2 separate regions of the Homo sapiens genome follow, and region 2 is linked to region 1. A link is an interaction called in ENCODE POLR2A ChIA-PET data of the cell type or tissue named here. Cell type or tissue: Panc1. All regions are shown on one strand. Each heading gives the region's core, and the rest is flanking DNA. Links, peaks and the distances in the headings are about the cores only.

Evidence for each region. ChIA-PET counts read pairs that join two places held together with the same protein. Peaks named below come from ENCODE experiments on the same cell type or tissue, not always from the same donor. Only the 100,000 strongest peaks of a DNase experiment are listed, where the experiment ranks them.
Region 2: POLR2A ChIA-PET joins it to region 1 with 7 read pairs; 5 of 35 experiments call an interaction of 5 or more read pairs at or near these places.

The regions. Positions count from the first base shown.
Region 1 is chr14:60,696,001-60,711,586 of GRCh38, reverse strand. SIX4 (SIX homeobox 4) reads left to right here. Exons shown (of 3, transcript NM_017420.5): 3 at 1-2,048. Among named protein-coding and RNA genes, the nearest start is that of SIX4, 21 kb to the left of the region's middle. In Panc1, for the core only: no CTCF peak of the experiment used is centred there; no DNase peak of the experiment used is centred there.
Region 2 is chr14:60,644,976-60,660,561 of GRCh38, reverse strand. It overlaps SIX1 (SIX homeobox 1), which reads left to right and starts at 11,085. Exons shown (of 2, transcript NM_005982.4): 1 at 11,085-11,932; 2 at 13,985-15,586. The coding sequence starts at 11,373. The coding sequence ends at 14,279. MIR9718 (microRNA 9718) reads right to left here and starts at 11,914; the gene lies at 11,851-11,914. RefSeq lists enhancers at 2,952-3,251, 4,796-5,630, 4,829-7,081, 6,711-7,479, 7,480-8,249 and 4 more and silencers at 3,332-3,601, 10,929-11,168. In Panc1, for the core only: no CTCF peak of the experiment used is centred there; no DNase peak of the experiment used is centred there; H3K4me3 peaks cover 485 bases; H3K27ac peaks cover 642 bases.

The DNA.
Region 1 (15,586 bases), core at 4,169-8,168:
GTCTTGATCTCCTGACCTCGTGATCTGCCCGCCTCGGCCTCCCAAAGTGCTGGGATTATAGGCATGAGCCACTGTGCCTGGCCACATCTTGCTTTTTTTTTTATGATCAGAACAAAGGGCCCACTCTAGTTCTCTACATGTCAATCAATCAAGCATGTTGAATAAGGGACATAGAGGATTTAACTTTTGTTATCATAAATGGAACTTGCAGGCATATATCAAGAACCCTATGAAGAATTCCTCTCCCATCATTTTGATAAAGAACTACATCATTTTTGATAGAATTGGTGAATGTTCCTAAACTGCTGAAGCTACATGTTTTTTGTTTTGTTTTACAAAGTCAGGTGTTTGAGAGTTCTTTTCCACTCTACTACTACTCATAGAGCTTGTTTTTTCTTTGGGTGTGTGCTGATCCTGTTACTGAGATTAATTACATGGCTCTGCAGTGTAGTTTACATAAAAATGATGTTTTCCACTTGATTGCTGCAGATATCAAGAGTTTGTTATTTTCAAATACCCATCCAACAAGAGAGATGGGGAGGTTTTTAGTTATATATGCTATATATATATATATAACTGGAAATGTTTTATATGTTTTCCGAAAATACAATAAGCCTCTCTTTTATTCAGTGTTCTTCCTCTTTTCTCCCTTATGAAAAAGAAAAGATAGCACAAAACTTAAGACTTACCTAGGAAACCCATTCATATTCCCACCATGATGTAATTATAACCCTACAATTACTTCAGGTAGCTACACAATATACCAGGTAAGAATCAATGCACAGTATAAAGAACTTATTGTTCTTTTCTATTCTTTCAGTTGAATAAGGGCCAGTTGGTATGCAGCCCATGTATATGTGAATGGAGTAAGATAAACCCCATGATCTCCTTGCACAGAATTGCAAATGTCTTTTGCCATACCAAGGGCCAGACTCAGAACCCTTGGAGTCATGTGGCAGAATTTCCCTCTTACATAAACCAATGCTTGAAAATGCTGCAAATGACCCTCTAATGATCCCTGAAGATCAAAACAGGGGTAAATGACTCCCTGCAAAACCCAACCCATGCTGCTGGCTGTGGGATTTTTGGTGTAAGCCTATCTATGCACTCTATCAGCCAGAATTTGGCATTTAGCTCTTAGTTAAATCTAGTAAAGGACAGTCTATTGTTTAAAGAGAAGGTGCATTTGTTCCTCAATCAAGCAAGAGCACCTGTGTTGTACTGCTTTATATCTCATGTATATTTATAGTAATGAAAAGACTTTTTAAATTGTACACGTTTCAGTGCCTTTCTTGTGTTATGAAAGGCAGGTAGATATTATAGCCATAGGTAAAAATCCATAGTTAAATTGCACACTGACCTTAAATCTCTCTGTGTATGCCCTTGTATCTTGCATGTTAAAAGTTGGATTATTGGGCATGTGTGGCAGCCTGCCCTGCTACATGCTAGACAAGTGTGCTTTAGTACATAGCCACAAGTTCTTCATTCTTTAAAATGTTTTGACAGATCATCTCATAATAAAAATAATTCAGGAAAACTATGGGGAAATAGTTACATTTCACAAAAGATATTTTAAACTCTTTGTAAAACTTAGATAATAGAGCCTAGCAGTTACTTTGTATCTAATTGATACATTTTATGTTAATTTACCACCATACATTTTATTAATCAAAATTGTATAGCATGTGACTCTTTTGGCTTTCAGAGTTCTCAAAAATATTATTTTGTTGCATGTACTGTATGTTTAGAGGCAACCAATTATATACTCAATATGGTTTTACTGTGCCTTACACAAAGAGAAACTCTATACAGAATGTATATCATGGGGTGGGGTAACAGAGTCTTTACTGCACTGTTAGGTGATGGCACACAGAGCATGTCCCAGAACATTTCTGTGCTTAATTACCCAACCAAAGAGATCTGAAGTATGTATGTCGTACTGTAATGGGGGTTTATGCCTGGACAATTAAGTGTTTTATTTGTTTTCTGAAATGATGTGAACTTATTTTTCTAAACACTATGCTAAATAAACTTTATATTTATACATACCTTGCATTGAAAATTATTTGGGAAATATTGTGTTTTTTTAAATATGAATGACTCATCTTACTAGAAAAGAAAAAAGAAATAATGTTGGTTTTATTTATCTCTGGAAAAGGGAAGAAGAGGAAGGGAAAAAACAAACATTCCAAAAGCTGGCAAATGGTTATAAGGCCAATTGGAGTGATTTTGGAAAAATAATCTTTGTCAGTCGTTGTGCAGAATTATGCAATTAACTGTACTACATAGAGGTAAATTATTAGATTGCATCCTCCTTAAAAGGAAGAAGTGTACCTTCCCCTTCCCAGCATTTTTTGTTTTTTGTTTTTTGTTTTTTTGTCCCTAGAGATGAGTGTGATGTTTGGCACACGGCAGTTACTCTGTAGGGTTTAATGGAATTAAATTGAAGGGTCCAAAGACCTCCTATTTTCAACCTTATTGAAAGAGTTCAATATCACCCATCCCTAGGGCACTGCCATTAGCCAAAGTCTGGTACCACCACGGTTGGGTGCACCAATAGTTTCACTGAAAGTAACAAGTAGAACTGCGTTGCTGCTAACTATATAGAAAATTTGGCCTTCGTACAGTTTGGTCCTAATTTTAAAATTACATAACCTGGTTTTCTATGCTTCTACACTGAAAAGAAGGGGAGGTTAATAAAATAGATTGGAAACCAACTGTACAATTCTGTAAAACTAGTTAAAGCCATCAAATTAAATTCAGATATTATATCTAGACTTTTATATTCTTGATATTCCACTCATTTATTTAACAATTTTATATGTAAGTAAACCAGTTAACATGAACAGAGTTTCAATGAGTTCAACCACTCCAGCCAATGAAGTGGTTACATTTTAGAACATTAAACAAATATTTTTAAAAATTGGACAAGATCATTGCTGTACGTAAAACATTTGTGGCTCCTCAGAAACTAGCAAATTAAATAAAAACCCTCAATGGGAATTCAAGGCCTTCAGCTATATGGTTCCACCCCACTTGTTCACTTGCCCTTAAGAAACAATAAATGGGCCAAGCACAGTGACTTAGGCCTGTAATCTCAGCACTTTGGGAGGAAGAGGCAGAAGGAGGCGGAAGGATCACTTGAGCCCAGGAAGCTCCAGTGAGCTAGGGTGGTGCAACTGTACTGCAACCTGGGTGACAGCAAATTCCTGTATCAAAAAAAAAAAAAGCAATAAATGAAAATTTACCTTTGCATATCACCATTTCCAATACAGTAGATAGTAAATAAATAAACAAGACACATTCAGATAACGGTCAGTGTTATAAAGTTGACAACAAGGAGTAATGAAATTGATAATATGAAATGTTAGGGTGGGAGACATACATTAGATTGATCAAGGAAGTTCTCTAAGGAAGTAACATTTCAGCAGAGGTAATTGAATAAGGAGGAAGCCAGCCAGCAAGACCTAGAAAAGAGCATTCCAGACATAGGGAACAGCAGGTACAAAGGCCCTGAGGGAGGGACAGAGTGTCTGGATTACGGCGCTAACTCCAGGGGTCATGCGATAAATCTAGCCAGAGAGGTAGGCAAGGGCAGATCAAAGGTAGAGCTTTATTGGTCTCAAATAGTTTGAATTTGAGTCTGAGAAGCCACTCATGGCTTGTAAGCAAGGAGTAATATAACATGATTTACACTTTAAAATGTTGCCATGGCTAATCTGGGAAATGGAGTTGCAGGAGGCAGGAGAGCCGGAACTAGGAAACTATTACCATGTTGCCCTGAGCTGTCAGACAGGAGATACTTCAGGAGCTCTTGAACTGCACCTAGGGCAGTTTGCCCTCCAACTGTCTCCAGAATTTTGTGCTCTCCAAGACTTGTGTCTATTCTGCTGCCTGCTGTTAGCCAAAGCCACTTACTGCTACTGAAGATGATTGTCACAGCCTGAACCTGTCCCCTGGTAGATCCAGCTCCCTAATAGATATTTTCAAAATGTCCCAGTCCACCTAAGATTCTACATGTGGAAAATTAAACTCTCATCTCCCTAAGCCTGCCCCAACTCTGTGTTGTTCATTTCAGCAACATGTATTCACCCAGATGGCCAGACAAAAATCTGGGATTCACTCTGGAGTCTTGTCTCCCTTTCTTCTCCCTACCTTTATCAGATCACAAGTCTATCCAAGTCTGCTCTTTTACAGTCTTTTGATTCAGTTTCTTCTTCTCCATTACTAAGGTTACTCCTACAGTTTAGGCACTTACCATTTCTCTACTGAATTATTGCAACTGCTTCCTACCTGGTATCCTAGTGTCTGGTCCTGATTTTGGCCACATTACAACTACATCCAAATGGAACTTCCAGAATTCAAGACTTAACCCAGCCTCGTTTTCCACTTTAAAACCTTCCATGGCTCTTCATTGCCTATGAAATACCGTTTAAACCCTTTACCATAAGAAGTCTCCAAGATCCAGGCCCTGCCTCTCTGCCTACTCACATCTCTAGCCACATAAAACTGTTCGCCAAAGGAACCAGATTCCTTCATAACGACCCAATCCCCAAGACTCACTCAATGTCACATCTTCAGGAAGCCTTGTCTTACTTTCACAAGTAGAATTGTGCATAGCCCATTCTGTGATTAGACAGGGATTTATACCTTCCTTTAGTGTGGCACTAATGTACTTATCACTGTAAGTATATGTTTGCCTCTTTACATATTCATCTTGGTTTCTCCAGCATTTAGTATTATGCATGGGACATAGGAGGCACTTAAAATTTATTTGTTGAATGAATAGTGATGGTAACAGGCATCCATAACTTTAAATCATTTCATTGCTATGGATTAGGGAACTATATTGCTAAACTGGTTAAAATATTATCCCTATGTAGAGCACAAAAATAAATCAATACATTTTGGGGTAGACCCTGAGAGTGGTTCCTCAAATCTTTTAACATTAGTGAATGGTCTTTATGGTAATTATTTCATTACTATTCCAAGGTTTTTCTGCTTAACATGCAAGTTTAAAACTGTGTTCCAGATGATAGAGGCTAAAGATTGACAGGCAAATGGGGCATTAACAAAAATGTACTCACTGAGCTTTTTTTTTTTTTTTTTGACCCTTTTTTAGATCAATGTTTCAAAATACCAGTGATGTGCAGAAAACCTATTTATACTTATGTATAGATAAACTTTCTAAAAATATTTTCTCTGTGGCTATATCCACATTATTTGCATTTGAACTAAGCAGATCTCTAAAGAGTCTATGAAGAATAGTAAATGAAATGTAGAGGTAGGCATCAAGAAACCTGGATTCTAATTAGCCTTGAGATTTAGGAAATATCAGTTCACCTCTCTGGGCCCTGTATTTTTTCTGCGAAATGGGTATGTTAGATATTATTATAAAAGAAAAAAATGGTTTAATAAAATTCATTTACCCCTACAGAGTTAAGTTCAAATCAATTACAGAGGGGAAGCACATGGTGACCTGCTAAGAGCTGCAAATGGAAGATAAAATAATTGGGATGGGGTCAACAACCTGTGACCCACCAGGATTATTTAGAGGTGTACAGCTAGGTGAGGCAGGTCTGGTTCTGTACTTGTCCACCTCCTTCATCTGTATCCACTTTGCCCCCTAAGGGATGTGTCATTTCCTCAGGCATTGGCCTACCTCCTCAAGTGCCTTAAGTGATCTCTCTGGTGTTGATGGTTAACAGTTTCAGATATGATTATCCCAACCCTCCACCCCAGAGCAATTTACTTTTTTTTTTTTTTTTTTTTGAGATGGAGTCTCACTCTTTCACCCAGGCTGGAGTGAAGTGGTGCAATCTCGGCTCACTGAAACCTCCGCCACCCAGGTTCAAGCAATTCTCCGGCCTCAGCCTACTGAATAGCTGGGATTACAGGCACCTGCCACCACGCCCTGCTAATTTTTGTATTTTTAGTAGAGATGGTGTTTTGCCATGTTGGCCAGGCTGGTCTCGAACTCCTGACCTCAGGGGATCCACCCGCCTTGGCCTCCCAAAGTGCTAGGATTATAGGATTATAGCATCCAGCTATAATTTACATTTTAAGGAAGGCTTTTAAAGACATACACAAAAGGAACCAAGCTGTAATAATGGCTGATAAACTGTAGATTAGTAAAATTGAGCATTTTTCCCTATTTGTAAGTGCAGCAGGGTGTGTGTGTGTGTGTGTGTGTGTGTGTGTACATTTGGGGGATTGGGAGAGAAGGATGGATAAGGGGAGAGGCAGAGAGATTGTCACCCTTTATCCATTTCCTCTTTTGTGTGCTCCACTTCCCTACTGGGTATCAAGGCCCAGGCAGTGAAATCTAAGCTGCTGGAGCCTCTGAAAGCAATTAACAGTGTAGTTTCCCCCACACCTATCTTATCCACAGCCTGGGAAAATTCCCTTTCAGAGAATTCCTGTGTTGAAAAGATAAGTCATTAGCTATAATGAAACCATAAAATCTAGCCACTAGCCATAGAAAGACAAGCGTTGTTTGGTTGCTGGTTTTTTGGTGTTTGTTGTTTAAGATGAGAACTACTTAGGAGATGTGCCAAAGGAAAACCAAAAATATATTTTGTTGAAAATTAGGGAACATAATGAATTTTGTATTCACTTTATTTAATAAGTACATTCTTGCTTATGTTCTTTATCAAATGGATGACCTTAGATAGCTTAGTAATGAGTGCATTACCCATTACTCAGCAAATTAATCTTATTAACACTACATAGGAAGGAGGATGGATTCAATCCTGTCCCTAAATGAATAATCATCAGGGGTCTTAATCTCAAAAGATGTTGGAGGGCCAGGCACGGTGGCTCATGCCTGTAATCCCAGCACTTTGGGAGGCCAAGGCGGGTGGATTGCTTGAGGTCAGGAATTCGAGACCAGCATGGCAAAACCTTGGCTCTACTAAAAATACAAAAATTAGCCAGGTGTGGTGGTGGACACCTGTAATCCCAGCTACTGGGGAGGCTGAGGCAGGAGAATCACTTGAACCCAGGAGGTGGAGGTTGCAGTGGGCTGAGATCTCACCACTTCACTCCAGCCTGGGTGACAGAGTGAGAGACGCCGTCTCAAAAAAAAAAAAGATGTTGGAGTGTTCTATCCCAATTATACTAAATAGATTTGCCTAAATCTCTTCAATAAACACACACTAGTTTTTTTTCTTCTTCTTCTTGGAGACGCAGTCTCACTCCGTCGCCCAGGCTGGAGTGCAGTGGCATGATCCCAGCTCACTGCAACTTTCACCTCCTGGGTTCAAGCGATTTGCCTGCTTCAGCCTCCCAAATAGCTGGGATTACAGGCACGTGCCACCACGCCCAGCTAATTTTGTGTATTTAGTAGAGATGGGGTTTCACCATGTTAGCCAGGTTGATCCTGAACTCCCTACCTCAGGTGATCTGCCCACCTCGGTCTCCCAAAGTGCTGGGATTATAGGCTTGAGCCACCGCGCCTGGCCAACACACACTAGATTTAAGAATATATGCAATCTCAGCTAATGAGAGTTTTTACTTCTATTCTTATTACAGTCATTCTCTGATATCTTAACAAACACATATCTGACTTTCTAAGACTGAGCACAGACTTTTTTTTTATATACGGTAGCAAACTAGCAGTGTTGTAATACTGAGTTTTCAGTATTATAGTGAAACTATGTTAATACAGAATTTGTGTTATTTCAAAGAGTGATGAATTAGGCTAAAATTTACCTTTAGCTATTTTATTTGAAATGGTACATATTAATAATATAAATTAAATGTATAGACAACATCATGTCCATATATAAATTATCTAAGGTGGGGATACTTTAACAAACATCTTAAATCCCTTGGAAACCCTCTCAAATACAGTAGCCATTGATTGCTAAATATAGAGTATTTCTCTCTGTTTATCATGCAGATCCATGAATATACATATACACATATATATGTGTGTGTGTATATATATATATATATTTATATATATTTTTTTGAGATGGAGTCTCACTCTGTCACCAGGCTGGAGCACAGTGGCATGATCTTGGCTCACTGCAACCTCTGACTGCCCGGTTCAAGTGATACTCCTGCCTCAGCCTCCCCAGTAGCTGAGATTACAGGCATGCACTACCATGCCTGGCTAATTTTTTGTATTTTTAATAGAGACGGGGGTGTTAGCATGTTGGCCAGGATGGTCTCTATCTCCTGAACTCGTGATCCGCCTGCTTCGGCCTCCCAAAGTGCTGGGATTACAGGCATGCGCCACCATGCCCAGCTAATTTTGTATTTTTAGTAGAGATGGGGTTTCTCCATGCTGGTCAAGCTGGTCTCAAACTCCCAACCTCAAGTGATCCACCTGCCTTGGCCTCCCAAAGTGCTGGGATTACAGGTGTGAGCCACTGTGCCCGGCCCATGGAAATATTTTCTAAGTTATTATATGCCCTATAAATGAAACTGCCTTTTCTTTCTTTTTTTTTTTTAAAGACAGAGTCTCACCCTGTTGCAGTGCAGTGGCATAATCACAGTTCACTGTAGCAATCCCCACAGGTGTGCGCCACCACATCTGGCTAATTTTTTTTTTAAGAGATAGGGTCTTACTATGTTGACCCACTGGTGTTGAACTCCTGGCCTCAAGCAATCCTTCTGCCTCAGCCTCCTAAAGTGTTGGGATTACAGGCAAGAACCACCGTGCCAAGATAAAACTACCTTTTAATTTATTTCTGTAATTCAAAATGATTAATTAATTCATACTGATAGACCTCTTTTCAGTCTTTCTTAGTTGGATTTCTCCATGAAAACTGTTAGATACATCTGTAAATCAAAGTAATTATTATGAGGAAAAGGAAATAGTTAAGCGCAATCTTTGATACACTATCCTAAATCTGATCACATTGCCTCAAATACCTGATGATCATATTACCTTACATGCATACTTCCCAGAGGTCTGGGTAAACATAAGCCACATATTTTCCCCAAACATTTTCACTGATGTACAGAATCTGGCAACATTCAGTGGATCTTTGAGCTCTTGGGTGCTAACCTGATGAAGCCCAAATCTTGTCAATGCCAATGCATTTGTACATAAACAAAAAACCGGGCCTCTGATTTGGATGCAAGCTTCTGTATGACAGGAGCAAAACTGTGCTAAAGAAACTCCTGGGCCAGTCGTGGTGGCTCACGCCTGTAATCTCAGAACTTTGGGAGGCCAAGGCCAGTGGATCACCTGAGGTCGGGAGTTCGAGACCAACCTGACCAACATAGAGAAACCGCGTCTCTACTAAAAATACAAAATTAGCCAGGCATGGTGGCGCATGCCTGTAATCCCAGCTACTCGGAAGGCTGAGGCAGGAGAATTGCTTGAACCTGGGAGGCAGAGGTTGCAGTGAGCCGAGATCACACCATTGCACTCCAGCCTGGGCAACAAGAGTGAAACTCCATCTCAAAAAAAAAAAAAAAATCAATGTAGGGACACATGAAAAACAAGGAAATATGTTACCTCCAAAGGAAAAATCATAATTCACCAGTAACAGACCTCAACCCTAAGAAAATGTACGAAAATGCCAGAAAAGAATTCAAAATAACAATCATAAGGAAACTCAGTGAGATACAAGGGAATACAGACAGATAATTCAATGATATCAAGAAAAACAATTCATTATTCTAGTGACAAATTTAAAATGAGATGGATATTTAAAACAAACAAACAGAAATCTTAAAGCTAATGAATTCAGTGAATGAAATAAAAATACAGCCAAGGGCTTCAACATCAGACTAGAACAAGCAGAAGAAAGAATTTCTGGACTTGAAGACAGCTCTTTTGAAATAAAAAAAAAGGAAAGGAAAGGAAGGAAAGAGGGAAAGAGTGAAGGAAGGAAAGAGGGAAGGAAGGAAGGGGAAGAAAGGAAGGAAAAGGGGAAGGAAGGAAAGAAGGAAGGAAGGAAGGAAGGAAAGGGGGAAGGAAGGAAAGAAGGAAGGGAGGAAAGAAGGAAGGAAGGAAAGAAGGAAGGAAGGAAGGAAAGGGGGAAGGAAGGAAGGAAGGAATGGAGGGAGGGAGGGAGGGAAGGAGGGAGGAAAATAATGAAGAAAGCCTGCTGGATTTATGGGACACCATTAAGCAAACAAATACTCATCTTATGGACATTCCAGAAGAAGAGAAGGGAAAGGTGAGGAAGATATATTTAATGAAATAATAGCAGAAAATCTCCCAAGTCTGGGGAGAGAGATGGATATTCAGGTTGAGGAAGTGCAAAGAATCCCAAATAGATTCAACCAACAGGTTCTCTCTGAGGCAAATTATAATCAAATTGTCACAAGTCAAAGACAACAAAAGAATTTTAAAAGCAGCAAGACAAAAGTATTAAGTCACATATAAGGGAAATCCCATTAGATTAACAATGAATTTCTCAGCAGAAATCTTTTTTCTTTTCTATTTCTTTTCTTTTCTTTCTTTTTTTTTTTTTGAGACAGAATCTCATTCTGTCACCCAGGCTGGGGTGCAAAGGCGCAATCTTGGCTCACTGCAACCTCCACCTCCTGGTCTGAGCGATTCTCCCACCTCAGCCTCCCAAGTAGCTGGGATCACAGGCTCCGCCACCACGCCTGGCTAATTTTTGTATTTTTAGTAGAGATGGGCTTCACTATGTTGGCCAGGCTGGTCTTGAACTCCTGACCTCAGGTGGTCTGCCCACCTCGGTCTCCCAAAGTGCTGGGATTACAGGTGTGAGCCACTGCGCCTGGCCAGAAATCTTACAGGCCAAAAGAGAATAGAGTGATATATTCGAACTACTCAAAGAAAAAACTGTCAACCAAGAATAGTATACTAAGCAAAGCTATCCTTCAGCAATAAAGGAGAAGTAAAATCTTTCACAGACAAGGAAAAACTGAGGGAATTCATCACCAGTAGACTGCCCTTACAAGAAATGCTCAAGGGAGACTTACATCTGGAAATGAAAAGAGGACAATCACCATCATGAAAACATGCAAAACTACAAAACTCACTTATAGAGCTGATACACAAAGGAGAAAAAAAAATGTATCACTATAGAAAACCACCGAACTGAAAACTTTTTCAGTAAATAATAAAAGATAAAGAAAGAAATAAAGAACATATCAAACAATCAGAAAACAATCAATCAAATGACAGGAATAAATCTTCACCTATCAATAGTAACTGTGAATGTAAATGGATTAAATTTCCCATTTAAAATATATAGACTGGCTAAATAGATGAAAAGACAAGACTCAACTATATGCTCCTTACCAGAAACTTAGCTCATCTGTAAAGATACACATAGACTGAAAATGAAGGAATGGGAAAAGGATATTCCATACAAACAGAAACCAAAAGTGAGCAGCGTAGCTATCTTTATGTCAGACAAAAGGGATTTCAAGTTGAAAACTGTAAAAAAAAAAAAAAAAAAGACAAAGAAGCACATTATATAATCATAATGGGAATCATGCAGTAAGAGAATATAACAATTGTAAATATATATGCATCTAACACTGAAGCACCCAAATATATAAAGTGAATATCATTAGATCTAAAGGTACAGATGGACCCCAATACAATAATAGTTGGGGACTTCAACACCCCCCTCTCAGCACTGGACAGATCATCTAGACAGATTATCAACAAAGAAACATTGAATTTAAGCTGCATCATAAGCCAAGTGCAACGGCTCTTACCTAGGATCAAGCTTGTAATCCCAGCACTTTGGGAGGCCAAGGTGGGAGGATCACCTAAGCCCAGGAGTTTGAGACCAGACTGAGCCACATGGTGAGACCCCGTCACCACATTAAAAAAAAAAAAAAAAAAAAAGAAAATTAGCCCAAGCATGGTGGCTCACGCCTGTAATCTCAGCACTTTGGGAGGCTGAGGCAGGCAGATCATGAGGTCAGGAGTTTGAGACCAGCCTAGCTAACATGGTGTCTCTACTAAAGATACAAAAAATTAGCTGGGTGTGGCGGCACGTGCCTGTAATCAGCTACTCAGGAGGCTGAGGCAGGAGAATCACTTGAACCTGGGAGGCAGAAGTTACAGTGAGCCAATAACGTGCCGTTGAACTCCAGCCTGGGCAACAGGGCAAGACTCTATCTCAAAAAAAAAAAAAAAAAGAAAGAAAAAGAAAAGAAAGAAAGAAAATTAGCTGGGCATGGTGGAGCACACCTGTAGAAGCAGCAGCTACTCAGGAGACTGAGGTAGGAGAATCACTTGAGCCCAGGAACTTGAGGCTGAAGTGAGCCATAATCATGTCCCTGTCCTCCAGCCTGGGTGACAGAGTGAGACCATGTCTCAAATAGAAAAATAAATTTAAAACAAAAAAAAAAAAACTGTACCATAGATCAGAGACCTAATAGGCATTTACAGAATATTTAACTCAACAGCTACACAATATGCATTCTTTTCATCAGCCATGGAACATTCTCACAGATTGACTTACATTAGGAAATAAAACAAGTCTCCAAAAAGAAACTTCTTTTTTTTTTTTGGAGACAGGGTCTTGCTCTTTCACCCAGGCTGGAGTGCAGTGGGCATGATCTCAGCTCCCTGCAATCTCCACCTCCTAGGCTCAAGTGATCCTCCTGCCTCAGCCTCCTGAGTAGCTTGGACTACCATGAGTAGCTACCTGAGTAGCTTGGACTGAGTAGCTTGCGCCACCATGCCTGGCTAGTTTTTGTATCTTTTGTAGAGACGGGGTTTCATGATGTTGCCCAGGCTGGTCTCAAACTCCTGAGCTCAAGCAGCCCTCCTGTCTTGGCCTCCCAAAGTGCTGGGATTACAGGTGAGTGAGCCACTGCACCTGGCCTTATAAAATGTTTAAACATCAAAAGCATATCAGGTATCTTATTTGATCACAATGGAATAAAATTAGACATCAGTAACAAGAGGAACATTAGAAACTATACAAATACATGGAAATTAAACAACATGCTCCTGAGCAACAAATGGGTGAAGGAAGAAATTAAGAATAAAATTTAGGCCAGGGGCGGTGGCTCACACCTGTAATCCCTGTACTTTCAGAGGCTGAGGTGGGAGGATCATTTGAGGCCAGGAGTTTGAAACCAGCCTGAACAACTAGACAGCATAGTGAGATGCTGTCTCTAACTTTTTTTAAAGGAAGTCTTAGCCAGAGCAATCAGACAAGAAAAAGAAACAGAGAGCAATCAAATTGAAAAAGAAGAAGTCAAACTATCTCTGTTTGCCAATGATACAATCTTATACCTAGAAAACTCTTCTAAAAGACTACTGCATCTGATAAATGAATTCGGTAGTCTCAGGTCACAAAATCAATGTACACAAATCAGCAGCACTGCTATACATCAACAATGACTGAACTGAGAATCAAATCAAGAACTCAATTACTTTTATAGTACCTACAAACCAAATAAAATACCTAGGAATATACTTAACCAAGGAGGTGAAAGATCTCTATGGGGAGAACTATAAAACACTGTGGAAAGGAATCATAGATGACACAAACAAATGGAAATACATTTCATGTTCATGGATTGGAAGAATCAATACTGTGAAAATGACCATACTGCCCAAAGCAATCTACAGTTTCAAATAAATTCTATGAAAATACCAACATCATTTTTCACAGAATTAGTAAAAACAATCCTAAAATTCCTATGGAACCAAAAAGAGCCTGAATAGCCAAAACAATCTTAAGCATAATGAACAAATCTGGAAGCATTGTCATTACCCAACTTCAAATTATACTATGAGGCTATAGTACCCAAAATAGTATGGTACTGGTATAAAAGTAGATACATAAAGTACAAGAATGAAACTGGATCCCTCTCTCTCACCATATACACAAATTAACTCAAGATGGATTAAAGACTTAAATCTAAGACCTGAAACCATAAAAATTCTAGAAGAAAACCTAGGAAAAACTCTTCTAGACATTGGCTTAGGTAGAGAATTTATGACTAAGACCCCAAAAGCAAATGCAACAAATAAATAAATAAATGGGACCTAATTAAACTAAAAAGTTTCTGCACAGCAAAAGAAATAATCATCGTAGTAAACAGACAACCTACAGAATGGATACAAATTTTTGCAAATTATGCATTCAACAAAAGACTAATATCCAGAATCTATAAGGAACTCAAACAAATCAGGAAGAAAACAACAAATGATTCCATTAAAAAGTCAGCAAAGGATATGAATAGACATTTCTGAAAAGAAGATATACAAATGGCCAAAAAAAAAAAATGAAAAAATGCTCAACATCACTAAATGTCAGGGAAATGCAAATAAAAACTACAATGAGATCAGACCTTACTCCATCCAGAATGGCCATTATTAGAAAGTCAAGAAACAATAGATATTCATGTAGATGTGAAAAAGAAACACTGATGGGAATGTAAATTAGTACAACCTCTATGGAAAACCGTATGGAGATTTCTCAAAGAACTGAAAGTGGATCTGCCATTTGACCCAGCAAATCCACTACTGGGTATCTATCCAAAGGAAAAGAAGTCAGTATATCAAAAAGACACATGCATGTGTATGTTTATTGCAGTGCAGTTCACAATTGCAAAGATATAGCATCAACCTAAGTGCCCATAAACCCATGAGTGGATAAAGAAAATGTGGTATGCATACACATATGTATATACCATGGAATACACACTCCATGGAATACTACTGAGCCACAAAAAAGAACTAAATACTGTCTTTTGCAGTCACTTGGATGGGACTGGAGGCCATTATTCTAAGTAAGTAACTCAGGAATCGAAAACGAAATATCACATGTTCTCATTCATAAGTAGGGGCTAAGCTACAAGCATGCAAGGTGTACAGAATGGTTTAATGGACACTGGAGAACCAGAACAGGGGACAGTGAAAGGGGGATGAGGGATGAAAAACTATCTATTGGGTATAAGGTACACTGCTTGAATAACTTCTTAGTGACTTCTTTTCCTGCAGTCCAAGAATTTATCCATTTCCTCTAGGTTTTTTAATTTATTGGCATGAACACATACAACCTACCAGAATTAAACCAAGAAGAAATAAAAAGCCTGAACAGACCAATAACAAATAATGAGATTGAGTCAATAATAAAAAGTCTTTCCACAAAGAAAAGTCCAGGACCAAATGGCTTCACCATTGAATTCTAGGAAACTTTTTTTTTTTTTTTTGAGATGGAGTTTCCCACTTGTTGCCCAGGCCGGAGTGCAATGGTGTGATCTCGGCTCTCCGCAACCCCTGCCTCCTGGGTTCATGTGATTCTCCTGCCTCAGCCTCCCGAGTAGCTGGGATTACAAGCATGTGCCACCATGCCCAGCTAATTTTGTATTTTTAGTAGAGATGGGGTTTCTCCATGTTGGTCAGGCTGGTCTCGAACTCCTGACCTCAGGTGATCGGCCCACCTCGGCCTCCCAAAGTGCTGGGATTACAGGTGTGAGCCACCATGCCCAGCCGAATTCTAGCAAACCTTTAGATAATTAATATCAATTCTTCTCAAACTATTCCAAAAAGTTGAAGCAGAGGGAATTCTTCCTAAGTCATTCTACTTGGCCAGCACAACCCTGATACCAGACAAGGATACCACAAAGAAAGAACACTGCAGGCCAATACCCCTGGTAAACACAGATG
Region 2 (15,586 bases), core at 5,506-9,505, 52 kb after region 1:
CTCAACTCACTGCAACCTCTGCCTCCTGGGTTCAAGCAATTCTCCTGCCTCAGCCTCTTGAGTAGCTGGGATTACAGGTGAGCGCCACCACGCCCGGCTAATTTTTGTATTTTCGGTAGAGACGGGGTTTCACCATGTTGGCCAGGCTGGTCTCGAACGCCTGACCTTGTGATGCGCCCCACCTCAGCCTCCCAAAGTGTTGGGATTACAGGCTTGAGCCACTGCGCCTGGCCTACCTAAAGGTATTTTTATCCATCTTTACAGTGGCTGCAAAGAGATCTGGGGATAGTTCAGTTGCTTTGGTTTTTTTGTTTTGTTTTGTTTTGAGATGTAGTCTTGCTCTGTCATCCAGGCTGGAGTGCAGTGGTGCGATCTCGGCTCACTGCAACCTCTGCTGCCCAGGTTCAAGTGATTCTCCTGCCTCAGCCTCCTGAGTATCTGGGATTACAAGCATGCGCCACCATGCCCAGCCAATTTCTGTATTTTTAGTAGAAATGGGGTTTCACTATATTGGCCAGGCTGGTCTCGAACTCCTGACCTCAGGTGATCCGCCCACCTTGGCCTCCCAAAGTGCTGTGATTACAGGTGTGAGCTACTGTGTCCGGCCAGTTGCCTTGGTTTGGTTGACTTCACTTCTTGAACAAATTTGAGGATGAAACAATCACAAATGTTTCTAATATTTTCTGAACAAGGAAGTGAGATGTTAGCACCTTTTTTTTCAGTACTGTATCTACCATTATAGCATCTGTTGGGTAGTCTTAATTTCAAGCCTTCTAGAAAAAGCAGTATATTCTGATTTGAGAGTTTCTCCCACATGGTAAAAATAAAATGTGAAATTTCAGTAACTGGCATAAAAAATTTTAGTAGTACCCAGGAAGTTTTCAGAAACTAGTGTTTTCATATAATATGGAAGTTTCAGTGTTTTGAAGGTTCAGTAAATAATGAGTACACAAGAGTGAAGTCTAAATTACCCATACAGAAGGGTAACCCTATAGCCCACATGTCTGGATTCATGTATGCAGATGGACAGATACACTTCATTTCTCCTGGGAAGTTGAGCTCTAAAAAGCTATCACTCAGAACAGACAGTTTTATGACTGCATGAAAAGAAAAGGAAAGATGACGAAGTTGCTATAAAAATGAAAGGCCTTTTGGAGTATTAACAGCTGAAAACATTAAGATTTCAATGAAGAAACAAAAATCAGCCTTAAACTGCAAATTAAAAAGAAAAAGAAAAAAACTTTTGCATAGGGTTTGAAGCATATGGACACCCACCCAGCTAGCAGTGAGGGCAATGGGAGCCCCAGACTTTAGCTTATTAAAGATGACCTTTCCCCTCTCTAAAATTTCAAAGCTGACGTTTCAAGTGCTGAGCAGACTGTGTGCCATATGTAACATGACCTCAGCTCCACTCTGCCTGAGCACTGATGGCATCACTAATGAGAGGTGAAAGGTCCTTTTCTTGCAGCTTTTTCAGAAATCCACCAATTCTTGCCTGTGAAGTAAGGCTCCTCCCTCCCCTCCCTTGGTTTCAAGAGAACGGCATTTAATACACAGCCTCAAAACATTTTTATTACCGTCAATTTGCTTATAGCCATAGCCAAATGGCAGGATGTACAATCACATGCAGAAGAAAATATTTATTTTGACTCAGAAGGCAAAGGGATTAAGAGAACATTGTATTAACCTTGCCTTTCATCTATGTTTTAAAGGGAAAGTCTCCTGAGGCATCCATTGAAGTTCTATTTTTTAATAAAGAGTATCAAAGGCTTTTAGGAGACCAGGTGTGTGTTTAACTGAGAGGAGGAGAGGAAGGAAAGAAGCTTCACGAGAGAGAAAAGGCAGTTTTCACAAAGCTGCTTCAGAGACTGCAAAAAGATGTATGTGCTGGAATCTGTTACAGGCATTCCTAACAGCCAGCCTCCTTCACCGTCCCCCCACCCCTTTTTTTCTGCTGCTTGGAAACAAAATAGCTTTTTTTCCAAGCAGGTTGTTATCATATTCATGGCATGGTCAATTTCCGTTTGCCAAGAAAATATTTAGGCTGATCAAAGAAATTAGAAAATCCGCTGAATAGAAACAGACGTTCCCACAAGAGAAGCGCTTCTCAATGTGAAGAGGCAGGCGGACTGCAGCCCACCCAGTTACTCCTAGGAAATAAGTCTCCTGCCAAAGGCGGAACTACAAGGCCACCTGGATTCTACTGGAGGGGCTACAGAAGAGTCAAGACTTCACAGGAAATTCAAATAGAGACTGGAGTTTGAGGCGCTCTGGCGGCAGAGGTGGATGGAGATGATCGGCTCTAGTATCTATGTACAAATCAGGAGGGCCTTTAAATATGTCCATGAATCCAGAGCGACCTTTCAAGGCAGAAGATAAGTGAGTCTGGGATCCTTTTGTTTTGCTTTGCCTGGTTTACTACGCTCATGGAAAGGCAAGAACAAATTATCCTGGGTAGATGACAGAGAAGTATGTACTTTTGGAATGGAGGGATGGCTGTTTCACCCGCATTAATACAAGTTCAGTCTTTTTGATGTGTGGATTTGGGTGGAGAATGGTTGATAGTAGTTGTCTTTGGGACCTTATTGGTCTCTGCGTGTGCTCCCCGACCAGTTGGTGATGGTAAATGAGAGGGTCTTCCATCTCTTTGCTGTTCCTGGGCAATGCGCGGCCAAAAGCATTGCCACTTGCTGCGGCGCTTCAACGCGAATGACTGGCTGGGGTCGCGGCTTCCGGCCGCAGATTCCACGAAACCGAGAAGCCAACTCGGCTTCATGAAAGGAGATCCCGATTTCCCCGCTCGCCTCGGGCAAATTGAGGCACCTCATTCGCCAGCGAAGCGTCGCCGTCCTTATCCCAACGCCTCCAGTTTTTGGAGGGAAAAAGTGAGGGAGGGATGGCCCTAAAAGAAGGCGATTATGGAAACAGCTAAAGAAGCCAAAGAAAACTCCCTCCTCGCGAGTGCCGTCCGGGGCTACGTGGCGCTGGCGAAGCCAAGGTGGGCTGAGCGGTCCCCAGGCTTTGGGCCGAGAATCCGCTCCGCTACCCCAGACCCTTCCCGCCGCGCGCTCTTCACTCCGGGGACTCGGCGGAGCAGATTTTCTTTCTTTCTTTTTTTTTTGTTGTTGTTGTTGTTTCGGTTCCTGCCGGCCAGGCGAAAACTCCTTTGCCAGGAAGACAGCGCCCTCTTTCTCCTCCGGCCGCGCCGCCGCCGGCCTGCGCCGGCTCTCCGCTCCACTGACCTCCCCGCGCCTCGTTGTGGTCCCCGCCCTTCAGGCCCCGGCCCCTCTTCCCTCAAGCCCCGACGCCTGTGGGCCCCATGCACCGCCCGAGGGAACAACCCCAGAGAGCGCCGGGCCAGCCCGGCGAGATAGCGCGACCTCTGGCTACAAGCCTGGGCGGAGTCGGCCCCGGCGCAGACGCGGCGCCCAAGAGCTCCCGCACAGCCCGGGGAGGGAGTTTCTGGTGCAGGCGGCGGGGCGACGGGTGAGGCCCAGCTCTGCGAGACCCCGCTCTGCGAGCCAGCGGGCGGGGCCGCCAGCACACCGGGCGGTGAAGCCTCCCCGGCGTCCGCGCGCGGATACTTGGCTGCGCGCGCGCACCTGGCACAGCGAGTTATACTGAGGCTCAGGATCAGTCCGCGAAACGTGGACCCGGGCCTGCACGAGGGTTGATGGGTGAGGGTGGCGGGTGAACTTGAGTAGAGGTAAGGAAAGATCTTACGGCCTTCTTCCTAGTCCTAAAAGCGTCCCTCGCAGCCCGCCTGCTTGCTGGCAGCCTCACCCTGCTGGCTTCCAGGAGGGCTTTGTCAAGCACTGCAGCGGTGTTGGAAACCTTGTTGCAAAGTCCAAGCCTAAGCGAGTGGGCGAGACGCGCAGAGGGGCATGGATGAGTGGGCACCTTCCCAGCACCCTCTACCCAGTATCTCTTTTCCCACTGCTCAGAGGACTGGTGATTCAGACAAACGCCGCTCGGCCCTTTTGGGAACAGAGGCGGTCGAGCTTCTGTCTGCGAAAATCTGGATCCTTTAGAACCCGAGCAATATGCTCGTGTGAGAATGCAAAAACAGATCCCACGGCTTGGGTATGCACCGACTGAGGTACAGGCCTGAAGTGCTCCCATCCCCCGAATTCCTACCCGCTTGTGGGAGCCACAGGGGTAGTTTGCTTCCAGCTGACCCTACTGTACAACACAGGCGGCTCCCAGAAATGCACTAATTGAGTCACAAACCACTGGCCTCCACTAACAAAGCGATCCATCTCAGCAGCTCAGCGCCCAATTTGTCCGCAGCACTTTCTTCCGCAATTCAGAAGCATTATCTTGTTTTAAAAAGTATCACGGCAGAGACGTGGCAATTATCCTGAGCTCGGGTTACACTAAATGGCTTAGGCTGAGAAATGGAAGAATACAAATGCCGCGAACGTGCTGATTGCCTCGCTGCCGAGCCTGGACCGGGGGTAGGGGAGGCGAACTAGAGCTTTCGGCCGGGGAGAAGGGAGGCAGGCGCAAGTTCCCACTTGTGGTCGTCTCCGGGTGGCACCAGCGAGAAAGGAGTGTTGGCCCTTTATCTCTAAAGGCTAAGGATTCCCAGCGACGAATCCCCAAAGGTCGAGGGAGAAGAGGTCATATCCCAACATGACCAGGCCAAGCTTCTGGTCTCAGGGTCTGGGGTTTGGGTCAGGAACAGGTTGGGAACTTCAGGCACTGCTGGGATGAGGAACAGGAGAAAGGTCAAGGGTTAGTGAATGAGATGGGGGCGGGGGGGCGGGACAGAGATTCCAGTTTCTCTTCAGGACACCCACTCTACAATTGGGCAATTGGGGAGGAGGAAGGCATTGGGAGAAAACAACCCGAAGGAAAAAGAAGCTGGCTCTTTGCAATGGGAGAAGGGGTTCACTCCTGAACTAGGGGCAGGCCTGCGCCTGGGCGGACGCTGTAGGGTGGGAACGCTCGATAACTGGAGAGTCCCAGAGACCACCAGGCCTTTCCGCACCAGGAAAAAAAAAAAAAATCTGCTCTGAGAATCTTCATCTCGGTCCACCAGGGTGAGTTTGGGCCTGGAAAATGGGGGAAAGAAAAGAGAGTAGCGAAAGGTTTTCGGGTTGCGGCGCCCCGCGTGCAGACGTCTGCTCTCCCCAGCCGCCCAGCCTGCTGTGGCAGCCACGCTGTGCGCGTGTCTTTATCCTTCAGTTCAAACCAGCCCCCACATCTTGAAGTAATCAGCAGCCGAGAAGAGACTTGTCCCCCTGGCATCTCAGGTTAAAGAAGGAGGTCCAGGAAAATGTGGTAGAGCCATTACAAGAAACCCGAGCCGCAGTCATCAGGGACTCCAATTGCCATCGCATTAGGATTGATTAGAGACCAGCAGTACCGTAATGACCCGGAAAGAGGGGCAGCCGGGGATTATTAATATCAGAATGCGGGGGTGGGGGGGGAGTGGGTGGGCAAAGTGGGTAGGGAGAAGTTTCAAATTACTAGGATTTATATGTAAGTGCAGGTTTACCTGAGGAAACCAGATAGTCAGTGAATCACGCTAACGATAAATCTAATTGCATTTCAAATTTCACGAAGCCTGATTTTTTTGGAGAGTGGAGTAAAACCATCATGAAACCAAGCCAATATCTTAGTTTTTATAAACACATAGTTTTATAAGCTTATTGTAAGAATTCAAGTGAAGAGATGGGGAGGGGTGCTAAATGTCTGCTTTCCTTGTCACTGGGCCTCCTTACCATTTGGACTCCAAATAGCTTGATTTTTCTTCTCGTGGGAGTACATTTTTGAGTCGCTTTGGTTCTTCCCTCCAGGGATATGGGGCAATGGAGTGGACATTTTTTCAGAGCCTGCAGAGGAGTAATAAACCAAAATTTAAGTGAAGCAGTGATACCTGGGTAGTGGTTTTTGTTTTTTGTTTTGTTGAAGACATGAATGATCAGGATCCCAAGGAGATGTGGAGAAGAGTGGTTTGTCTCCTTCCTCCAAATATGAGCCAAAACAAATCAGCCCCTGATGGTCTGGGCTGAAATGCAGCTCACTGGATAATTAACTCCATCTTTCCAGTCCACCCTAACTGTTTATTTAGTGTCACCCTGCATTACCGTCACTAGCACTTTCCTCTGAACAGGAGGAGCTGCAGGCTTTCACCTCCCAAAAGGAAATTCTTTTTAGCTTAGACAGATGTGGTATTCAGGATGTACATAAGTTGAGAAAAAAAAGTTGATTGGAAATTCAATGGAAGATAGCGGTTTTGGAGAGTTTCATTTCATAAACCTGCCCTAAGGAGACATTTTAAAAAACAGGGAATGGGGGGTGGGGCGCAGAGTCCCTTTAATTCTTAAGAATTGTTTCTTGTGACACCTTGGCTCCACTTTCCAGAGAGGTAGTTGGCATCTGATGTTGAGTAGGGTCTTCTAGCTCAAACCTGGCGATTGGTCAGAGCTTTCTCAGAGGGCAATTTGTTAACCCTTTTCTCCCCTAGGTGGCCAATACACCTTTGCCCGCCCTCCGTGCAGGCTACACCATCTATTGCCCGCCCTCCACTCCCTGTGAAAGGTTCTCGCCAAGTAAGGCCTACTACACCGCCCAGACTTGAGGGTCTACTTTCAAGAGAACTTACCTGCGCTGCCTCAGTGGGTGACATAAGCACACTCTGTGAAACCTCACAGCGCCCAGTCCCGGAGAGAAAAAAACGAGCGCCCAGAGCCGAGGGGAAGGGAGAGGGAGGGAAGGAGGAAGAAAGAGGAGGATGAGAAGAGGAAGAGGAAAAACAATGAGAAAGAAGAGAGAGAGATAAGGAGAGAGAATGAGAAACAGGTTCACATACAGACAGAATGAACGAGCGTCCTCTTTCAGATGGAGAAAAGAGTTAGAGACACACTCTGGGAAAGACCTGCCACGGGGACACACGTAGAGGGAGAGAGAGAATAACTCTTCCAAAGACACACACCCCAGCTCTGTTCCCCTCCAGTCTGAGCTCCCTCCCAGTGCTTGACCCTCAGTCGGTCCATCAGTCTGTGTGTGTTTCTCTCTTTCTCCCTTCCCTGACCTCGAGACAATACGGAGATGGTATTTTCGGGAGCCGCGCGGGGCGGCAGGGTTTTCAGCGGCGAGCCAGGCTCACAGCTGGCTCTGTTTGTCCAGGTGTGGGCGGTGGAGGTGGTGGGGGGCGTCAGTCGCCCTGAATCTTGGGCCAGCGCAGCGTTTTCGCACCAAAGAAGTAGGAGGCTCTGCTCTCGAGCTTCCCGCTTCCAGGAGAAAACTTCCTCCCTCCATACATACATAAATACACTTGGGGAAGAGACAAATCTTCATTGTTCAGAAATAAGCTGAGGAGGCCCGCCTGCTCCCCTCAGCCAGGCAGAGCGAGGCAGGGAGGGAGGCGGGGGCCGCGCGGATCCGGTGTCACGTTGCAGATTCCCACTAAAGATAACGAAACGTGATCTATTTTTCAGAACAGCAAGTGGATGGGAAAGAACCTTGACAACACAAAACTCATTTACTAATGGACTGGTTTTGGGTTTCTCTTCTCTGAGTCCGCAAATCTCTCTGCCTGAGCCCCAGGCCTATTCAGACCTCGCGGGGAGCGGCGTCCCCCAGGAGCAGGTGGGCTGCTGCTCCGGCGCCACGCCGGCCATCGGAGCCGGAGTTCCCAAGGGTCGAGGGCACCCGGAGTTTCCGACTAAGCAGAGGAAAAAGAATTTTGGCACTTCAGCCGGATTTGGGGAGTCTCCGCACTGCCCCAGAGCGATGACACGAATTTATTGAAGAAACACCTCTCTATGCCCTCCCTTTCCAAATATTTGTAGGTAGAGTAGAATCCTCACCGTCGTTCTGGATGGTGAAAGAATTCCAAGAAAGCGGCCCGGGAGCCCCTAACTATCTTGCTACAAGCCAGAAGGGAAACAAGTGGGTCCCAGCTAGGGGTGTTTGCATCAAGGCCTGTCAACCCAGCCGAGAAACCCTAGCAACAGCTAATGCTGTCCCACTGAATGCTTTTTCATCGACTAAAGCGCACGCGGCCGTTACCTGCACAGAGGAGGCACTGGAGAGCCGAAACCTGGCATCGGGCGCTCCTTGCCAGCGGTGTTCCCTCCCGAGCCGCGCTGCAGCGAGGGCAGCAGCCGGCTGGCTAGAGTTGCTCATTTCCTTTAAATCTCCAACGCATCTCTGCTTTTCGTGCGATTTGCATTGACAGCAAAGGTTTTATGTTACGAGAACAACTCAAACCTTTCTGTGTGCGATTTAAAATGGATCATTTAGTTTAGGTGGTTTGTAAATTCATGTCATTTTACCTCTTTCAGCGGTTTTCAGTGAAAGGTTCCATTTTGGGAAACCTTATATATCCGAGCCAATAATTAACATTTATAACAATTGGTTCCCCTAACCGAGGGATCGAAATAGCAGGTAGACTCCTTGGTATAAAGCGCATAGCACTTTCCCTTTCCAGTTACGCGATCTATTGGATTAAGCGGGAGGAAAAATGTTGGCCGGCCCAGTCACGGCCTCCGAGGAAGAGCACCTCTTTTCTGCCCGGGTTCCCGCAATCACACCTTCTACACGTCGTCTTCCCAGATGACGGCAATGTAGTACGTCCTGGTTCCTTTTGAAGACAGATAAAAAGAAATGGGCAGGTAGGTCTGGAGGAAGCCGGGAAAAAAAGGTGGTCCTATTTGTGTCTAATTGCCATCTCTGCTGTCATCCTCTGTAAATTTATACCTGCCCTTATTTGTGCAGGCTATGCCTCATTTCCTTATACAAAATTGTTAATTACAAAGCACACCCCATACTCAACATACTGTTTGTCTTTTAAGAGACGTGGTTGTGCTTAAAGACCCTCCCCCCATTGTAATTGTGCGCACTTGCTCCAGACTTTAGGGTATTAACTGATTTTTAGAGCCGGGTTTAAGCCTCCGTTCCGGTCCTCACACAGCTGCCATGTCAATAAGGACTGTTTCAAGCAGAGGCATTCCTTCTGGGAGGGCACTGCAGCTCCTTAAGACTTCATGTGAAACATCATAAGCACTAAAATAAGACAGTGAGGGGAAATTACCAGACATGGCTCTGGGTTTAGCAGTGCCAGGCTTCCAGTTTAGAAAGTCATTGGGCATACTATATGGCAGAGGCTCTTTTGAAAGCATGCACACCTATTAAATGCATTTTTTTAAAAAAAAAGCCTAAGGTAATGAAATATCAGCATCTGCTTCCAAGATCTAATTGCATGGAATAAGCAAGAGTTTCAAGGATGCAGAAAACATTATGTTCAGCAGAGAAGCAGCTTCCTGTCTACTTGGAATCTCCCATGTGGCAGCCCTGAGGTGGGAACCCTTTATGAGTTTAGAATGTATGTTGCAGGGTGCACTGTACTGGGTGCATCATTTTAAAACCATATTAATAATAAAAGAGGAAACCAAGACATGCTTCTCCTTCTCCCACTTGCATCTCAATATGCAAAAGGTTCTGTAGTGCTGGGCTCTTTGGCTAAAGGAATCAAAACATATTTGAAGAAGACAAGCCAGTTTAAGGAGCCTACAGTTTGTTCTTCACCACTCACTAAGAGGGCACATTGAAATCAAAAGCATTTTTGAAGTGTACTTAGAATTCTGTTTTGAACTTATCTAATCAGAGATAAGTATAGTCATAAAGTCACTCTCCTTCCACCATTTGGCTTCCCTTATCTCCACGCATTGTTCTTATCTCCTGCTAGTCTCAGCTACTGACAATAGATTATCTTTGTTTAGAGAGGCTAATTGTTTTCAAAATCCTTTTAATTATTGCTTTGGAACTAGGTGTGCAAATGAGGCTTAAGATAATTACAACTTCACTTGTTTGTGCAGTTTTACTAAGCATTCTCCACACATAAACAAAACAGCAGATGATGGGACTTAAATTGCAGTGCATCTCTCATTCCCTGGCAGCAAAATAGGCCAGCATTGCAACACACACACACACACACATACACACACACACACACACACACACACCTCTTTATTTAATCTTCTTGGAGCCGCTGTCGTTCTCGCTTTGAGGGCAGTGTCCCTCTCAGAGCAGGGTAAGGATTATATTACAACCGGACGGTTATTGGAGCCGGGCACAGTTTTATTTAATTTACACCACATCCAGCGCCTTTCGTACGAGGTTCCCAAAGCATTTTTGCTAATAGCAAGTAAAGCCTCTCGGCATTCCTCAGTAGCAGAGGTGGCACTGCAAAACACAACCGCACAGATGGGGAAATTGAGTCCAGAAGCTTCAGGAACCTGCTGGTTTCAATCGCAGAACATTAAGATACCAAATCACAAATGAACGCTCGGAGTCTCTAGGTGCTCAGCAAGTATGCTCTAAACAGCTCTCTGCCTGGTCTCAAATCATGGAGGTCTTTTGTGAACGAGGGAAACGCTGTCCGACTGGGAGTACTTGTGCCCTTTGGAGGGTGGTGTGCAGCAGTGGGGGGAGGACAGTGGTAGTTGGTGGGGGGAGGGAGGAGGAAATAGGGTTGGACTCCTCGAGCTGAAGCCAACCCGAAGCCACTCTTCCAGAGGCTGCATGCGCGGACCCTGGTCTGCTCTTGAATTATTTATCGCGTTCCATAAGCTATTCATCAATCCATTATTTATTCATTCCAACATTAAAGTAATTAAATATGAGCTCACCGGGAGAGGGCAAGTCTGCAAGGGATGAGGACAAGAGTACGGAGGGAGAGGGGAGGAATTAAGGTTTGGAGTCATTGATTTGTGCGGAGTTGTGCGCGACTCCCCTTAGGTGATACTGGCGACGGGTCCCGCGTTGCAGGGTCCTGACGCGCTCACCCACTCCCTACCTCCCCACACCTCCGCAGCGCAGCTCCCTCAGACCCCAACTGGCTTCCCACCTTTCCTCTTCCTTCTCCTCCCACCACTCCCTACCCGCGCAGCCCCGGCAACACCCCCAACCCCCAGCTCCGCAGCCTCGCCCTCCCCGCTCTGGGCGGTGCGGCCTCTCTGCCCAGCCGGGCGGCGCGCTGGCTGGCCAGCCCCGGATAGGCGCCGCCGGCAGCCAATCAGCGTGCCGGGGACGCTGCGCGCTTTAAGGCCGCTGCGGGGAGAACAGAAACCAAGTTCCCCGGCAACTAGCAGCATCCACCGGGCGGGAGGTCGGAGGCAGCAAGGCCTTAAAGGCTACTGAGTGCGCCGGCCGTTCCGTGTCCAGAACCTCCCCTACTCCTCCGCCTTCTCTTCCTTGGCCGCCCACCGCCAAGTTCCGACTCCGGTTTTCGCCTTTGCAAAGCCTAAGGAGGAGGTTAGGAACAGCCGCGCCCCCCTCCCTGCGGCCGCCGCCCCCTGCCTCTCGGCTCTGCTCCCTGCCGCGTGCGCCTGGGCCGTGCGCCCCGGCAGGCCCCAGCCATGTCGATGCTGCCGTCGTTTGGCTTTACGCAGGAGCAAGTGGCGTGCGTGTGCGAGGTTCTGCAGCAAGGCGGAAACCTGGAGCGCCTGGGCAGGTTCCTGTGGTCACTGCCCGCCTGCGACCACCTGCACAAGAACGAGAGCGTACTCAAGGCCAAGGCGGTGGTCGCCTTCCACCGCGGCAACTTCCGTGAGCTCTACAAGATCCTGGAGAGCCACCAGTTCTCGCCTCACAACCACCCCAAACTGCAGCAACTGTGGCTGAAGGCGCATTACGTGGAGGCCGAGAAGCTGCGCGGCCGACCCCTGGGCGCCGTGGGCAAATATCGGGTGCGCCGAAAATTTCCACTGCCGCGCACCATCTGGGACGGCGAGGAGACCAGCTACTGCTTCAAGGAGAAGTCGAGGGGTGTCCTGCGGGAGTGGTACGCGCACAATCCCTACCCATCGCCGCGTGAGAAGCGGGAGCTGGCCGAGGCCACCGGCCTCACCACCACCCAGGTCAGCAACTGGTTTAAGAACCGGAGGCAAAGAGACCGGGCCGCGGAGGCCAAGGAAAGGTACGCGGCGTGCTTCCCGCGACTCGGGCGACCCTAGGAAGCCGTCCTTTCTCCTCCGCCCCCTCCCGCCCCCGCAGGCACCAGCCACCAAGTCCTCCCCGCCGGCCGGAGCCCGTCCACGGGGCGGCGCGCAGGCCCTCCGCGGCGCTGCAGCGAAAGTTCATGAACTCTGAGGTTCCTTGCTAAGGATGGGGCCTCATTTGCTTTGAGCACCCGCGCGTGGGTTTCTCTGGGATGTGAGTGTCGGGAAATATTGGCGCTAGATTTGGTCTTTATGCCTCCCTGGCTGGCCGCGGCTATGAGTGGTGGGTGGAGAGTGAGTTTCTAAATCAACGGGCAGTGAAATGTTGATTGGTGTCGCAAGGAAAGGGGTTTGGTGGGAGCTGAGGTTCGCGAACCTCTCTCCTCTTGCTCCCCAGAGGGGTGAAGCTGGCCTGAGACATTGGCTCTGCCCCCACTCCCGCCTGGTTCTCCACAGCTCTCTCTTGATAGTCTTTTGGTTTAGAGGTAGCCTGCTTCATTTCTCACTAGCTGGACAAATGGAGGAGACTTTTAAAGATACAACAAAAAGAGAGCTTTGGGGAGAGTTGGCGCTGCATTTACTCCCCGGCGCCCCAAATTAAGAAAGGGTTGATCCTCGCCGTGCTCGCTCGCGCGTGGCCCGGCACTGCAGCCCGTCGGTCTGGCTGACCGCGCCGCATGCCCAGACGAGGAAAGGGTCTCCAGTCGCAGCCCTCTCTCGCACTGGAGCTCACAAGGCAATATTTTAAAAATTGGTCTCTACTTTCCCCCACCTCGGGGCAACACCTTCGGCCACCTGGGCAGGCTCCTTCTGTTCTCTATAGCGTTTCGGACAGAGATTCAGAAGGACGGTGGGGAGGTGGCTGTGGCGGGGAGAGCGCTCCGCGAAGCCAAAGAGTTTGGGGGAAAACCTGAGCGCAGGGGCCGGTTAGGTTTTCCTTTGTTCGCTTCCAAGACTAGGGGCCGAAGATCTTGCTCCCTTTCTTGTCTTGGTGGAAAACCAGAGCCAGGATAAATTCTGCTGAAATGGGCTTGTCGGGAGACAGAGACTGTGAGGATAAGGGGAAAGAAAGGAGACAGACAGGCGCTAGGAGTCGGGAGGACTGACGAGCACTCGGAAGGCGGAAGCGGCGAGGGAAGCGAAATCCTGAAGTTAACCGGTACCGAGTGCCCGGACTGACGCCCCAGCGCGCCGCGCCCGCTGGCAGCCTGTGCGGGGCGGCGAAGTTTCCCCTGCCCAGAAAGGATGGGTTGGGGTGGGTGTTGGTAGGAAGTTTGAGAGGGGGACACGAGGGGCTGAAGAGTTAGCAAGTAACACAGGAACAGGGATTGTATGGTTGCAGTTAGCCTTTAGTTACAAAACGGCCGTCCTATAAGCCAGGCCCGAGGGCCGACTCCAGATGAAATCAGAGACTGGCTGCGCTCCCTGTGTTTACTCAGGTCACTGGGCCGCGCTGGGCACCACTTCCCATGACCTGTTCTGTGTCTGCAAAACCACCAACTCTGGGCTGGGGCAGGAAAACGGGATGTTTAATTGTCTCCTCATATGCGAACAAGGCAATGGACTTGATTCACCCCAAACATTTGTGCATTGGACTCTGTCCTCTATCATTTCTTTATCACCAATATCTATTTATTGAAAGATTTTCAGTTACATTTAAATATGTTGCTAGTTTATATGTATTTAAATGTAACTGCTTGAACAAAATTTAAAACATATATTTTGTATGTTTCAAATAAATCCTGCTAATCTATCACTTTCTGAAATCTGGAAGAGAAAAGGACCTGGCTCCTAACAGGAGGCTCTGTCCGTAGCTCTCCATTTCTCCAGGTTCCTCTGACTCCTCACCTCCCCCATTACCCTTGGGGATGGGTGGAAGGGTAGAGCTCCTCCATTTGGGTTGGTGACAGATTGCACAATGGCCCTTTCCTCCTTCCAGCTCCCCTCCCTCCATCTCACACTTTTTTTTTAACCTACTTTTTTTTTTTTTTTTTTTTTTTAACCATATGGTGTTGTCCTCTATTTCTTAGGGAGAACACCGAAAACAATAACTCCTCCTCCAACAAGCAGAACCAACTCTCTCCTCTGGAAGGGGGCAAGCCGCTCATGTCCAGCTCAGAAGAGGAATTCTCACCTCCCCAAAGTCCAGACCAGAACTCGGTCCTTCTGCTGCAGGGCAATATGGGCCACGCCAGGAGCTCAAACTATTCTCTCCCGGGCTTAACAGCCTCGCAGCCCAGTCACGGCCTGCAGACCCACCAGCATCAGCTCCAAGACTCTCTGCTCGGCCCCCTCACCTCCAGTCTGGTGGACTTGGGGTCCTAAGTGGGGAGGGACTGGGGCCTCGAAGGGATTCCTGGAGCAGCAACCACTGCAGCGACTAGGGACACTTGTAAATAGAAATCAGGAACATTTTTGCAGCTTGTTTCTGGAGTTGTTTGCGCATAAAGGAATGGTGGACTTTCACAAATATCTTTTTAAAAATCAAAACCAACAGCGATCTCAAGCTTAATCTCCTCTTCTCTCCAACTCTTTCCACTTTTGCATTTTCCTTCCCAATGCAGAGATCAGGGAAAAAAAAAAAAAAAAACCCAAACAAACAAAAGCACCCAGGCACCCAGTCTGAGTTCTGGGCAACTGATACGCCTGTTTCAGCAGCCTTTCTTTTTTTTCAATGAATGGGAATTGCAAATCAACTGGATTTTCATTATTTCCTTTTAATTTATATATGGAGAAATGTGAAGAGGGAAAGGAAATGGAAAGAGAAAGAGAAAGGGAGATAAAAATAGTGAAAATAAGAGCCTCCAGGCTCAGAAGAACTGATTACATTCTTAAGGTGAACAGGAAAAATACAATCTATAACTTTCTTTGATGAGGAAAAATTAAGTTTACATTTTTCATATTTAGTGTTAAACAATTTAATGTAGATTAAAATAAAAGACCAGTATTAGGAGGAAAAAACAAGTGCCTAAATGTCTTAATGCTCTCTATGTGAGACAGAAATAGACGTGACCATTAGTAATGCAACTATTTTTGTCAAATTTAGTGGGATTTTTTGGTTGTTGTTTGTTTTCTTGGGTTTTTTTTTTTTAAATGACAAACTCTAAAAATGTACCAATGTGAAAAAACACTTTCCTGAATGCCATTACTCATGCCCTCAAAGCTTTCATATCTGTAGCCTACTCCTGTAAAGGGTTTCTCCTGTTTCTAGTTTCTAGTTTGCAAAGGTATGCCAACGAATCTGGCAACCTGGTATTTGTTACTAAAACAGCATGTGTTTTCAGGTTTCTTTTCTATTGTACCTAAAGCAGTCTAAATTAAAACTTAGTAGAACACCAGGAGTATGATTCTGTTTCTGAAAGGTGAGTGGTGTATTGCTGTCATTGGGCCCTATTTTTTTTTTTAAATATATTTTTCTTTCTTACTTAATGGTGGCTGTGAATTGCAGGGTACTTTGAAGGCCATCATCTGAACCAAGAGTAGTAACTAGATTAATTATATGACAGAAAGAGTGAATTTAGCCTTGGGGTATTTATTAACTTCTATTATTTAGATATGCAATTTTGTTTACCACTATCTCTTCACAGCATTCATATGTTAACTAAGCTCTTTTGTGTTAACAAGTTTATGAC